Linked DNA regions of Homo sapiens: region 2 is linked to region 1. A link is a loop called in an ENCODE intact Hi-C map of the cell type or tissue named here. Cell type or tissue: Calu3. All regions are shown on one strand. Links, peaks and the distances in the headings refer to the core of each region. The heading gives the core; the rest is flanking DNA.

The links. Peaks named below come from ENCODE experiments on the same cell type or tissue, not always from the same donor. Only the 100,000 strongest peaks of a DNase experiment are listed, where the experiment ranks them.
Region 2: it touches region 1 in a loop (19-fold over the local background); 1 of 110 quality-filtered maps calls a loop at or near these places.

What each region holds. Positions count from the first base shown.
Region 1 is chr3:95,748,927-95,754,830 of GRCh38, reverse strand. No RefSeq gene overlaps it. Among named protein-coding and RNA genes, the nearest start is that of MIR8060, 610 kb to the left of the region's middle. In Calu3, for the core only: no CTCF peak of the experiment used is centred there; a DNase peak (open chromatin) is centred at 2,440.
Region 2 is chr3:94,859,777-94,865,680 of GRCh38, reverse strand. No RefSeq gene overlaps it. Among named protein-coding and RNA genes, the nearest start is that of LINC00879, 76 kb to the left of the region's middle. In Calu3, for the core only: a CTCF peak has its summit at 2,789 (motif pointing left); no DNase peak of the experiment used is centred there.

The sequences.
Region 1 (5,904 bases), core at 289-5,288:
CAACTGACCAAATGTCAAATTTCAAAAGATATTGTTCCATGAATTCTCAAGTCTTTAGTGTTTTAAGTTTGAAATTAGATACCTAAACTTGCACTAAGCTGCCAGTTTAGTTTGGTTGACATTAGTTGAGAGTGGACACATGTCACCTCTCCAAAACTCAAAGGAGCATTGTTTACTTGAAATGCCTGACTTCCTCTCCTCAGGGTCCTATATTGTTCTTAGTTTACCAGTGTCACTTACCTCTATTGATTTTTGAGTAGAGTGTGTATTCTGCATGTGGTATATGCGATGTTCTGTACAGGTCTGTTAGTTCCTTTTGCTCTAGAATGTAGATTAAATTCCATGTTTCCATATTGATTTTCTGTCTGGATGTTTTGTCCACTGCTGAAAAGTAGAATATTGAAGTTCCTCACTATTATTGTATTTCAATTGACCTCTCCCTTCAGATCTATTAATACATGCTTTACATATTTAGATACACTTATGTTGGGTGTGTATATTTACAATTACATCCTTTTTCTAAATTGACTCCATTGTTATTATAAAATAACTTTATCTCTTTTCACAGCTTTTGACTTAAAGTTTATTTTATTTAAGTATAGCTATTACTGCTCACTTTTGTTTTCCATTAGCACGAAGTCTTTTGTTCCATCCCTTCACTTTTAGTCTATATGTATCCTTACAGGTTAAGTGAATCTCTTGTAAGCAGCACATAGTTTGCAGCTAATTTTTTATCCATTCAGCCACTGTTTTTTGATTGGATAATTTATCCCATTTACATTCAAAGTAATTATTGATAGATAAAGACTTACAACTGTTATTTTGTTAACTGTTTTCTAGTTGTTTTATACATTATTTATTTGCTTTTTTTTCTTACTGTCTTCCTTGTGGCTAGGTGATTTTTCTTTAGTGTTATGTTTCGATTCTTTCTTTTTTTACTTTGTTGTGTATCTATCATAGGTTTTTGCCTTGTGGATAAAATGAGGCTTACAAAAAATTTCCTTGTTATAACAAGTTGTTAAACTGATAACAACTTAATTTTGATCACATAAAAATTGACACTTTTACTTCCCTGTCACCATCATGTTGAATTTTTGATGTCACAATTTGTATCTTTTTACATTGCATATCTCTTAACAAATTATTGTAGGAATTTTTTGATAGTTTTGTATTTAACCCTCAGGTTAAAGTTATAAGTGATTTATATAACAGCATTGTAGTGTTAAAGTATTCTGAATTTAACTGTGTACTTTTACCAGTGAGTTTTATACTTTCAGATTTTTTTGTTATGCATTAGCATGTTTTTCTTTCAGCTTGAAGAACTCCTTTCAGCATTTCTTGTAAAACAGGTAATGGTCCCCCTGAACTTATTCTCCTGGGAAAATCTTTTTTTTTTTGTCTTTTATTTCTGAAGGACAGATTTGCAGAGTATAATATTATTGGTTGTCATATGCTTTTTATTTTTCTTCATCAAATATCACTTTCCCCTGTCCTCTAAGATTTCTGCTGAGAAGTCTGCTGCTAGTCATATTTGAATTCCCTTATATGTTATTTGCATCTTATTTTCTTGCTGCTTTCAGGATCCTCTCTTTGTCCCTGATTTTTAACAGTTTTATCATAAAACGTCTTGGGATAGTATTATTTGAATTGAATCTGATTAAAAACATCTAACCTTCCTGTACATGGATATGTATATCTTTCCCTAAGTCTGAAAAGTTTTCTGCTGCTATTTACTTTAATAAGCTTTTATATCTTTATCTTTGTCTTCCACTTCTTTAACTATTACTCAAATATTTGCTCTTTTGATGCTATGCTATACCATTAATTCCATAATCTTTCTTCATTCCTATTTATTCCCTTCCTTTTTTTCCCTCTGAAGGTATATTTTAAAATCCCCTTTTTGAGTTGACAGATTTTTCTGCTCAGTCCACGTGCTGTTGTTGATGCATTCTGTTGCATTTCTCATTTTGTTCATTGTATTTCTCAGCTCTGATTTCTGTTTCATTTTTTAGAATTATTATTTCAATCTCTCTATTAAATTTTTTGTTCTGTTAACGTACTGTTTTTCTCATTTTATTGAATTATTTCTCTATATTTTATTGAAGTTCACCGAGCTTCCTTAAAACAGTTGTTTTGAATTATTTGTCAGTCAATTCATAGATCTCCATTTTTTTGGAGATAGACACTGTTACCTTATTTTGTCCATTTGGTGATGTCATGTTTTTCTGATTATTCTTGGTCCTTGTGATTATATGCAGATGTCTACACACGTAATGAAGTAGGTGCTATTCCAGTCTTCACAGACGGGCTTTGTCTGGGAAAGCCCTGGAGCAGGTATGGCACTAAGAAGTGTCAGAAGTGTGGGGCAGCTGTGTATGGCCTGATGCTGCAACAAGCCTGGTACCCATTACAGCAGCCATGCCACTAGGGTGTGCCAGAAACCTGGGGCAGATGCAGCTAATAGAGCACTTGTGCCAGAAGCCTAGGGCTACTGAGAGCTGCCTACCACTGAGGGTTCTCTGGAGCCCAGGACCACTGAAATCAGCCCACCTGAAATGCAGCCTGGATATTGAGACTATCATACAAGACTGAAGCCTTGGGCTGTGTGGTTCTGTCTGGTACCAGGGCAGGTCTAGAGGTTTTGTCCATAGATACTGTCCTGAAATATGTGGGCATAGGGATCTTTGCAATACTGGATTTTACTGTGTTGATCCAGTGTTGGGTTCTAAGGCAAAGTACTGTGTTCATTTCCCTCTTTCCCTCAAGTGGAAGCTATTACTCACCACTTTGTACTGAATGTGCCTGAGGAAGAGGTAATGCAGGTAATATAAGTCTGTCTTTCCTACTCCTTTCAATGTATTTTTTTTTTTTTTTTACTGTGCTGCAGCTAGGTTTTGTGATCTCTCACTTGGTTTTCTGAATGCTTGTGAAGGTAATTTAGGCTGTGGATAGTTGTTCAAATTGATATTTCTGTGGGAAGATAATCACAGGAGAGTCCCCTCAAAATCGTAAGTCATATCTTAATTATCTTGTGTCTGTGCCTTTTTTCTGCCCTAAACGTGGGATAGTATCTACTGTAGCAAAGTCTCTGTCCTGCTATGCGAGTCATTTCCCTGTTGGTGGCACTGATCCATATGAGAATTATGTAAAAGTACAGGGAAATGTGAACAGATGTATCCTATTATCATGACTGAATGTAGAGCCTCCTTTTTATACCTCTTTTTCAATACCAACTATTAGTACCACCAAAATCTGAAACCTAGACTTTGTAACACTTGAGCTTCTGTCTTCACTTTCTAAGTGGAGACATCATGCCTGCCTGCAAGTTCTGGCATTTCTTTGCTTTCTCCAGCTAATGTCTAATGTGTTAATGATTTTAATAATTTTACAATTTAATTTTAAAATGTTAGCATTCAGCATGCCAAGTTTAAATCAATATTTTATATATCTCAAAAAGTCCTGTTTCCTTCTCAATATCCAGATGTATTTTTGAATCCTGACTTCACACAAATTAGATTAATTAAATTAGGGCATGGAACATATAACCTCCAATATGGCAAGTTCACTTAAAAATATACATAAAATATAAAAAGTATATTTTTGTGCTTTTTAAAAAGTATATTTTTATACTTTATAAAAATATAATACTTTTTATGTTTTAAATGTAATAAATTTATGTGTATTATAAATAACAAAGATATATATTCTTATGTGGTCATCGAATGGAAATTGCCAAGATTGTAGAATTGACTTGTATTTTGGCCTTTCCCTCCTGCATACTGTGAGATTTGAACTGTCATTTTACTACTCTGAAATTTAATATCTTCTGTAATATGGATAAGTAATCTTGCATAAATTATTTTTCAAAATATTTCAAGTTTCAAATAAATTAATGAATAGAAAATACTATGAAAAATGTAAATTATTAACCAACATTAATTTTAAGATGAGTAATGGTTCTCTAGTACATTCAGCTTAATTACTTTTAATGAAATTTTATTTCATGTCTATAGGATATAAAATGAGCACAATACTACATAAATTAAAAAAACCTAGTGAGCATCGGCTCTTAATTTAGGAGTTGCGGCTTTTCTGGACAAAGTATCCTAATTTCTAACCTCTCCCACACACTGTTTATAAGTTACATACTGTTTATAAATTACAACTCTTTTGTTCTGAACAATGGTATCTAAAATAAAGTTATCTCAACCCAAGACTCTAAGTTATGGCGTAAATGAAAATATTTTGAGCCATGAGTCATGTTTAGAAAAAAAAAACACAGTTTTAAAAAATTAAGCAACAACTATATTGATGTGATATGTGGTAAAAAATTATATATGCCTTCCCACCCCCCAAATCCCCAAAAAGTTTTGCAGTCGTTGCATATACTGCAGTTCAATTCTATTTAACTAGATGGCTAGGTGTCTAGTTACCTATTATCTTACACGTTGATAATTTACACTTTACTCAGTAGAAGTCTGGCAAATCCGCTGTGTTTGTGGCTGAGCCTTGCACAGCTGGTGCAACAGAAGATTAAGTTAACCCAACACTAAACTGAATGATTGATGGCCAAGGTTTTCAAATAGCAAAGTGCAGTTTTGTTACATAATTACCAGAATTATATGCAGCACTCTATCTATTCCTGACTATAAATTGAAGGGTTGTTCTCTCTGAGTTATGAAAGAAATTATAAACTAATTTGTGGAAACAACATCTGTTGTGAATGGGCAAAAAGCTCTGGTAAGAAAGGAATTTTTTTCCTTCTGTTTTGCAGCTATTTATAAAATCAGGACAAAATAAAAGTTTTTTCTTAGAGTACTTTACAAAAATATTTATGTCTGCACTTCTATATTATGTAAAAACACAATGGTACATTTTTGTTATGGCCCCAAAAGAAGTAATAAAGTAAAATATTAACTTTCCTATAAATGCTTTTCCTTTTAACTTGATATACAATAAACCATTAATTTTATTACATTTTGCATGCGATGCAGTACATTTTTATCTTTTCTAAAATATTACAGTTCTTAGAACACAAGAAAAATATTACAGATATTTGATCATTTCTTCACAAGAAGGATAATAAATAAATTATTGCCCTAAAAACCCATATGCTATTTCTAAATCAGTTCCTTTGAAATCACATTTCTTTCTGAACTACTCCTGCAAATTCTAACACTCCAGCAAGCCTCACTTTAAATAAGATTTCTTCCTGGGATTGGGTGAATTGAGATTGGTGTAAACATAAGAGACAGGAGATGGAGGTCTTGGCCAAATTAAGGAATGCATGTTTTATCTAAAAGTCTTCATATTGTCTTACACACTGTTCAGGCAAAATAACAGATGGCTATGGGTCTCTTGACTGTCCATTGGCGTATTTAATTGGTAGGAAATTTTCACAGATGTCTCTGAAATTACTCTTAATCTAGTGATACCTTCCTCTTTATCATAATTAAAAACAAGTTATAGGTGTGGGAATTTGGTTTTCAATCCATATTCTAGGTATAAACAATAATCCCAGTTAAAATACAGTAATACTGAACATGGCGGTTAATGTTACACATCATCTTGGCTAGGCTGTGGTCACTCAAATAATTGATCGAATGCTATTCTAGATGTCATTGTAATATCTTTTAGAGAAGACCATTTAAATCAACAGATTTTTAGTTAAGCAATAGATTTTTAGTTAAGCAGGTTTCATTCTATAATGTGTGAAGCATTGTCTAATTAATTGAAGATTTTAAGAGAAAAAAAGCCAGTTTTCTAGATGAAGAGGGAATTCTGCCTTCTGATTGATTTTGGTTTCAAACTTCAAGATCACACTTCCCTGGGTCTCCAGTCTGCCGGCATGCTCTTCAAATTCAAGACTTGCCAATCAATTAAGTCAATTGTTTAAAATCAATC
Region 2 (5,904 bases), core at 403-5,402, 890 kb after region 1:
TAGAATAAACAGTACCTAGTAGGAGATTATATGTACTCATTGAGAAAGGAACCAACAATTATATTAATATTTTACCATTCACTGAGATTTGAGTGTACAGAACTTGGTTTAGATTTGGAGGAAAATGATAACATCAGAAGGGGAACTACTGTCATCCTATGGACTTCTTAAAATCAGCAGTTACACATGGATTATGAGCATAGAAAATCTGGAATTAAAATAAAAGTATTGAAAAAATCACCATATGGCTACTAAAAAATGAATGAATTGTCAGCGAAACTATGTGGAAAATAGTGGAAGTCAAAACTGAATTTTTAGAAAGCTAAAGATTTAATGCTGTGGGAAATAAACTTGTCAAAGACCAAGTGGAGCAATGTAAGAGGGTGTGGGAACCATGCACATTATAGAAAACAATGTTTTAAAAATATGTTTAACCCCAAATCCCAAGAAGGAAAAGGTGGGTAACCAGCCCCAGTGATGGCATTTTGCTTATAAAAGTGAGTGAAGTTCCCAGATGAGAGAGGGGCAGTGTCTATCTCTGTGACTTACATTTCCAGTGGGGATTCATGCAACCAAGACCAAGGGAAAGCACTTAGTGTCTCCCAAGCCTTAGAGCTAACTTGGGAAGAGGCTTGGAGACACTAAGAGGGAATGACACTGGGAAAAACTGCAGGCATTTTCCCCAACTTCGGATGGAGATCAGGCTGCCATTTTTAATCCAGGTTCATGAAAAGTCAGTTATTCTTTGGTGATCTGGCAGTGTGGCTCTGCAGGCATTGTAGTCCAGAGATTGCTGTACTCACTCTGGAGTCAGGTAGGGACCTCTGCAGTCAGAATTGAGTGGCAAGTGTGACACTGGAACTGTACTTTCCTCTGTGGCAGGTCTGGAGTGGGAGGAGAGCTGCTGCAACCATAGTTTTTCCAGGGTGATAAAACTTGCAGCCAGAGGCAGCTTGGAGACCTGGAACTGGTCTGTGTGTGACGTTGTTGGGTATCCCAGTCTGCTCCACTGAGATCTTGGCACAGCAGGACCCTCCCTTCTCCAGTCTACTCCCAGGTAGATCTTTAGGCATCCAGAGTGCCCACTCATATGAGTTAGCAGCCTGAGTCACTCTATCCTCCTTGTGCATAGATCATGGTGCAGAGGCACCCTCTCCACTTCCCCTCAGGCTGATCTTCAGGCAGTCAGAGCACATCCTTACCTGGATCAGTAGCCTGAGCCATCCTACCTTTCCTGTGCATAGATCATGGTATAGTGGAGTCTTCTCCACTCCATGACCAGGCAGATCTCAGGCAGTTGGAGCACTTCCTAACCTGAATCAGCAGCCTGAGCTGCCCCACCCTTCTTGTGCAGATTATGGTGATTGGGGCCCCCTAAACTTCATGCCCAGGCAGATCTCGGGGATTTGTAGCACCTATTCTCTTGGATTAGGAGTTTCAGTGGCCTCCCTGCACCATGCAGAGAACTTGGGCCTGAGGAGGTTCCCCAAATCCATGCCTAGGCACATCGCTAGGGGCTTGGTGGCCACCTACCAGACACTCTTCAGTGCTGTTTTTTGTGACTGCCGTTGGGTGACTTGTAGGCAGGATTATCTGGTCCAGCCCTGTTGTGGGAAGTCAGGGACCCCAAATGGAGGGACCGGCTGGAGCCACAGCAGAGGAACATAAATTGTGAAGATTTCATGGACATTTATCAGTTCCCAAATAATACTTTTATAATTTCTTATGCCTGTCTTACTTTAATCTTTTAATCCTGTTATCTTTGTAAGCTGAGGATGTACATCACCTCAGGACCACTGTGATAATTCTGTTGACTTACAAATTGTTTGTAAAACATGTGTGTTTGAACAATATGAAATGAGTGCACCTTGAAAAAGAACAGAATAACAACGATTTTTAGGGAACAAGGGAAGACAGTCATAAGGTCGACTACCTGCAGGGTCGGGCAAAAAGAGTTATATTTTTCTTTCTGCAGAGAGCCTATAAATGGAAGTGCAAGTAGGTGAGATATCGCTAAATTCTTTTCCTAGCAAGGAATATTAATATTAATACCCTGAGAAAAGAATGCATGCCCGGGGGGAGGTCTATAAACGGCCTCTCTGGGAATGTCTGTCTTATGTGGTTGAGATAAGGACTGAGATATGCCTGGTCTCCTGAAGTACCCTCAGACTTATTAGGGTGGGGAAAAACTCCGCCCTGGTAAATTTGTGGTAAGACCAGTTCTCTGCTCTTGAACCCTGTTTTCTGTTGTTTAAGATGTTTATCAAGACAATAAGTGCACCACTGAAAGTAGACCCTTATCAGTAGTTCTGCTTTTGCCCTTTGTCGTGTGATCTTTGTTGGACCCTTGGCAGTAGTTCTCCTTTTTGCCCTTTGAAGTATCTGATCTACTCCCTGTTCTTACACCCCCTCCCCTTTTGAAACCCTTAATAAAAAACTGCTGGTTTGAGGCTCAGGTGGGTGTCATGGTCCTACTGATACGTGATGTCATCCCCAGAGGCCCAGCTGCAAAATTCCTCTCTTTGTACTCTTTCTCTTTATTTCTCAGCCAGCTGACACTTATGGAAAATAGAAAGAACCTATGTTGAAATATTGGTGGCAGGTTCCCCTGATACAGCCCCACCCATCTTGCCCCCTGCCACCCCCACCACTCAGGGTTGAGAAGAGAGCTCAAACTATGCAATGCACTGGATCAGCCCATTGAGTGTGGTGACAGAGACCTCCCAGTAAACAAGGATGAAGTATATACCCATCCACATTGGCAGCAGCTGGACTTTAACTATCATTGCCATCTACTGGCCTGTAGGTTGAACTGCGCAGGCCAATAAAAAGCCTGCTGACAGAAATGAATAGAGCTGTAGAAGCAAAACCAAAATACTCTAGCCGACATTCTCTAATAGGATACGCAGGGATGAAGGGGAAGAAAATAATAATAATAATAGTAATATATAATAAATAATAATATTAAAACTTGGAAAGAAAAGAAAACAATTTTATCTGCATGAAAATAATCACAAAAATTAGAAGTTTTAGCATCTCCAGATAAGAAAGAACCAGCACAAAAATTTTGACATCATTAAAAATCTGAATGTTTTGAAATCACCAAAGGATTACACTAGCTCTTCAAAGCATGGGTTGCAAGGAAACTCAATAGGATCCAGGACAATGTGTAAAATAACACATAGAAACTTCTAAGGCAATCTAGGAAATGAAGGAGGAGAAAAACATTTTAAAAATAAATCAGTTAGAGCTTCTGAAATTAAAAAATTCACTTAAGGAATTCCAAAATATAACTGAAAGCCTTAACAATAGAACAAACAAAGCAGACAAAAGAATTTCAAAGCTTGAAGACAAGTCTTTTGAACTAACCCAGCCAGACAATAATGTACACAAAATTTTATTTTTAATTAACAAGGTCTTCTAGAAATATTGGACATGTAAAGAGACCAAGTCTACAAATTATTTGCATTCCTGAGAGAGGAGAAAAAGTAAACAATCTGGAAAATATATTTGAGAGAATAATATAAGAAAATTTTTCTGGTCTTGTTAGAGAGGTAGATATCCAGGTACAAGAAATCCAGAGAGTACCTGTGAGATATTTTTTAAAAAATGAAAATCACCAAGGCATGAAGTCACCAGACTGTCCAATGTCAACATTAAATAAAAAATCGTAATAGTAGACAGAGAAAAAAGTCAGACCACATACAAAGGGAACCCATCAGGCTAACAGCAGACTTCTCAGTAGAAACCTTGCAAGCCAGAAAAGGGTAGGGTACTATTTTCAGCATTCTTAAGGAAAAGAATTTCCAACCTGGAATTATATATTCTGCCAATCTTAGCTTCATAAGAAAGGAGAAATAAAACATTTTCCAGACAAATAATTGCTAAGGGAATGTATTACCACTAGACCAGCCTTACAAGAGGCTTCAAGAAAGTTCTAAACATGAAAACTAAAGAAAGTTACCTGTTACAACAAAAACATACTTAAATGCACAGTCTACAGTCCTTATAAAGCGACTATACAATAGAAACTGCAAAGCAGTCAGCTAACAACTCCACAATAGGATCAAAACCACACTTGTCAATATTAACCTTGAATGTAAAAAGGTAAATGGTGTAAATGCCACACCTAAAAGGCACAGAGTGGCAAGTTGAAAAAAAAAAAAAAAGCTCATCAATCCACTGACTTTAAGAGACCTGTCTCATATGTAATGACACTAATAGATTCAAAGTAAAAGAGTGGAGAAATATCTATCATGAAAATGCAAAACAAAGAAAAAAGAGCAGGATTACTGTTCTTATATCAGATAAAATAGACTTAAACAAACAATAGTCATAAAGGACAAAGAAGGGCATCACATAATAATAAAGGGGTCAATTAAACAAGAAGATGTAACTATCCTAAATATATATGCACCCAACATTGGAGCACACAGATTCAGAAAACAGGTACTTCTAGATCTATGATAAGACTTAGACAGCCTTACAATAATTGAGGGGGACTTCAACAGCCCACTGACAGTATTAGATAATTGAAGCAGAAAATGAACCAAAAAATTTTGGACTTAAATTTAACACTTAATCAATTGAACCTACTAGACATCTAAAGACTGCTCCACTCATCAATCACAGAGTGTACATTCTTCTTATCTGCATACAGGACATATTCAAGGACTGACCACATGCATGGCCATAAAGCAAGTTTCAATAAATTAAAAAAATTTGAAGTCATACTATTGGGGGAACCAGCCCCCAATATTTCAATGTAGGTTCTTTCTATTTTTCCTAAGTGTCAGCCAGTCTGAGAAATAAAGAGAAAGAGTACGAAGAGAGGAATTTTACAGCTGGGCCTCCTGGGGTAACATCACATATTGGTAGGTCTGTGATGTCCCTTGAGCCACAAAACCAGCAAGTTTTTATTAGGGATTTTAAAAGGGGAGGGGGTGTACAAAAAGGGATTAGGTCACAAAGATCACATACTTCAAAGGGCAATAAAGATCACAAGACAAAGGCAAAATTAGAATTACTGATGAGGGTCTATGTCCCACTGTGCACATATTGTCTTGATAAACATCTTAACAGAAAAAAGAGGGTTTGAGAGCAGAGAACAGTCTGACCAAAATTTACCTGGGTGGAATTTCCCAATTCTAGTAAGCCTGAGGGGACTGCAGGAGACCAGAGCATATCTCAGTACTTATCTCAACTGCATAAGACAGACACTCCCAGAGCGGCCATTTATAGACCTCCCCCCAGGAATGCATTCCTTCCCCAGGGTATTCCTTGCTGGGAAAAGAATTCAGTGATATCTCTCTTACTTGCACATCCATTTGTAGGCTCTCTGCAAGAAGAAAAATATGGCTCTATTCTGCCTGACCCTGCAGGCAATCAGACCTTATGGTTATCTTCCCTTGTTCCCTGAAAATCGCTGTTATTCTGTTCTTTTTCAAGGTGCACTGATTTCATATTGTTCAAACACACGTGTTCTACAATCAATTTGTACAATAGTGGTCCTTAGGTGACGTACATTCTCAGCTTATGAAGATAACGGGGTTAAGAGATTAAAGTAGAGACAGGCATAAGAAATTATAAAAGTATTATTAGGAAAGTGATAAATGTCCATGAAATCTTCACAATTTATGTTCAGCAATTGCAGTAAAGACAGGTGTAAGAAATTATAAAAATATTAATTTTGGGAACTGATAAATGTCCATGAAATCTTCACAATTTATGTTCTTCTGCCGCGATTCCAGCCGGTCCCTCCATCTGGGGTCCCTGACTTCCTGCAACATCATACCAATGATACTCTCAGACCACTGTGGCATAAAAATAGAAATCAATACAAAGAAAATCTCTCAAAACCAAACAATTATGTGGAAATTAGACAACTTGTTTCTGAATTACTAA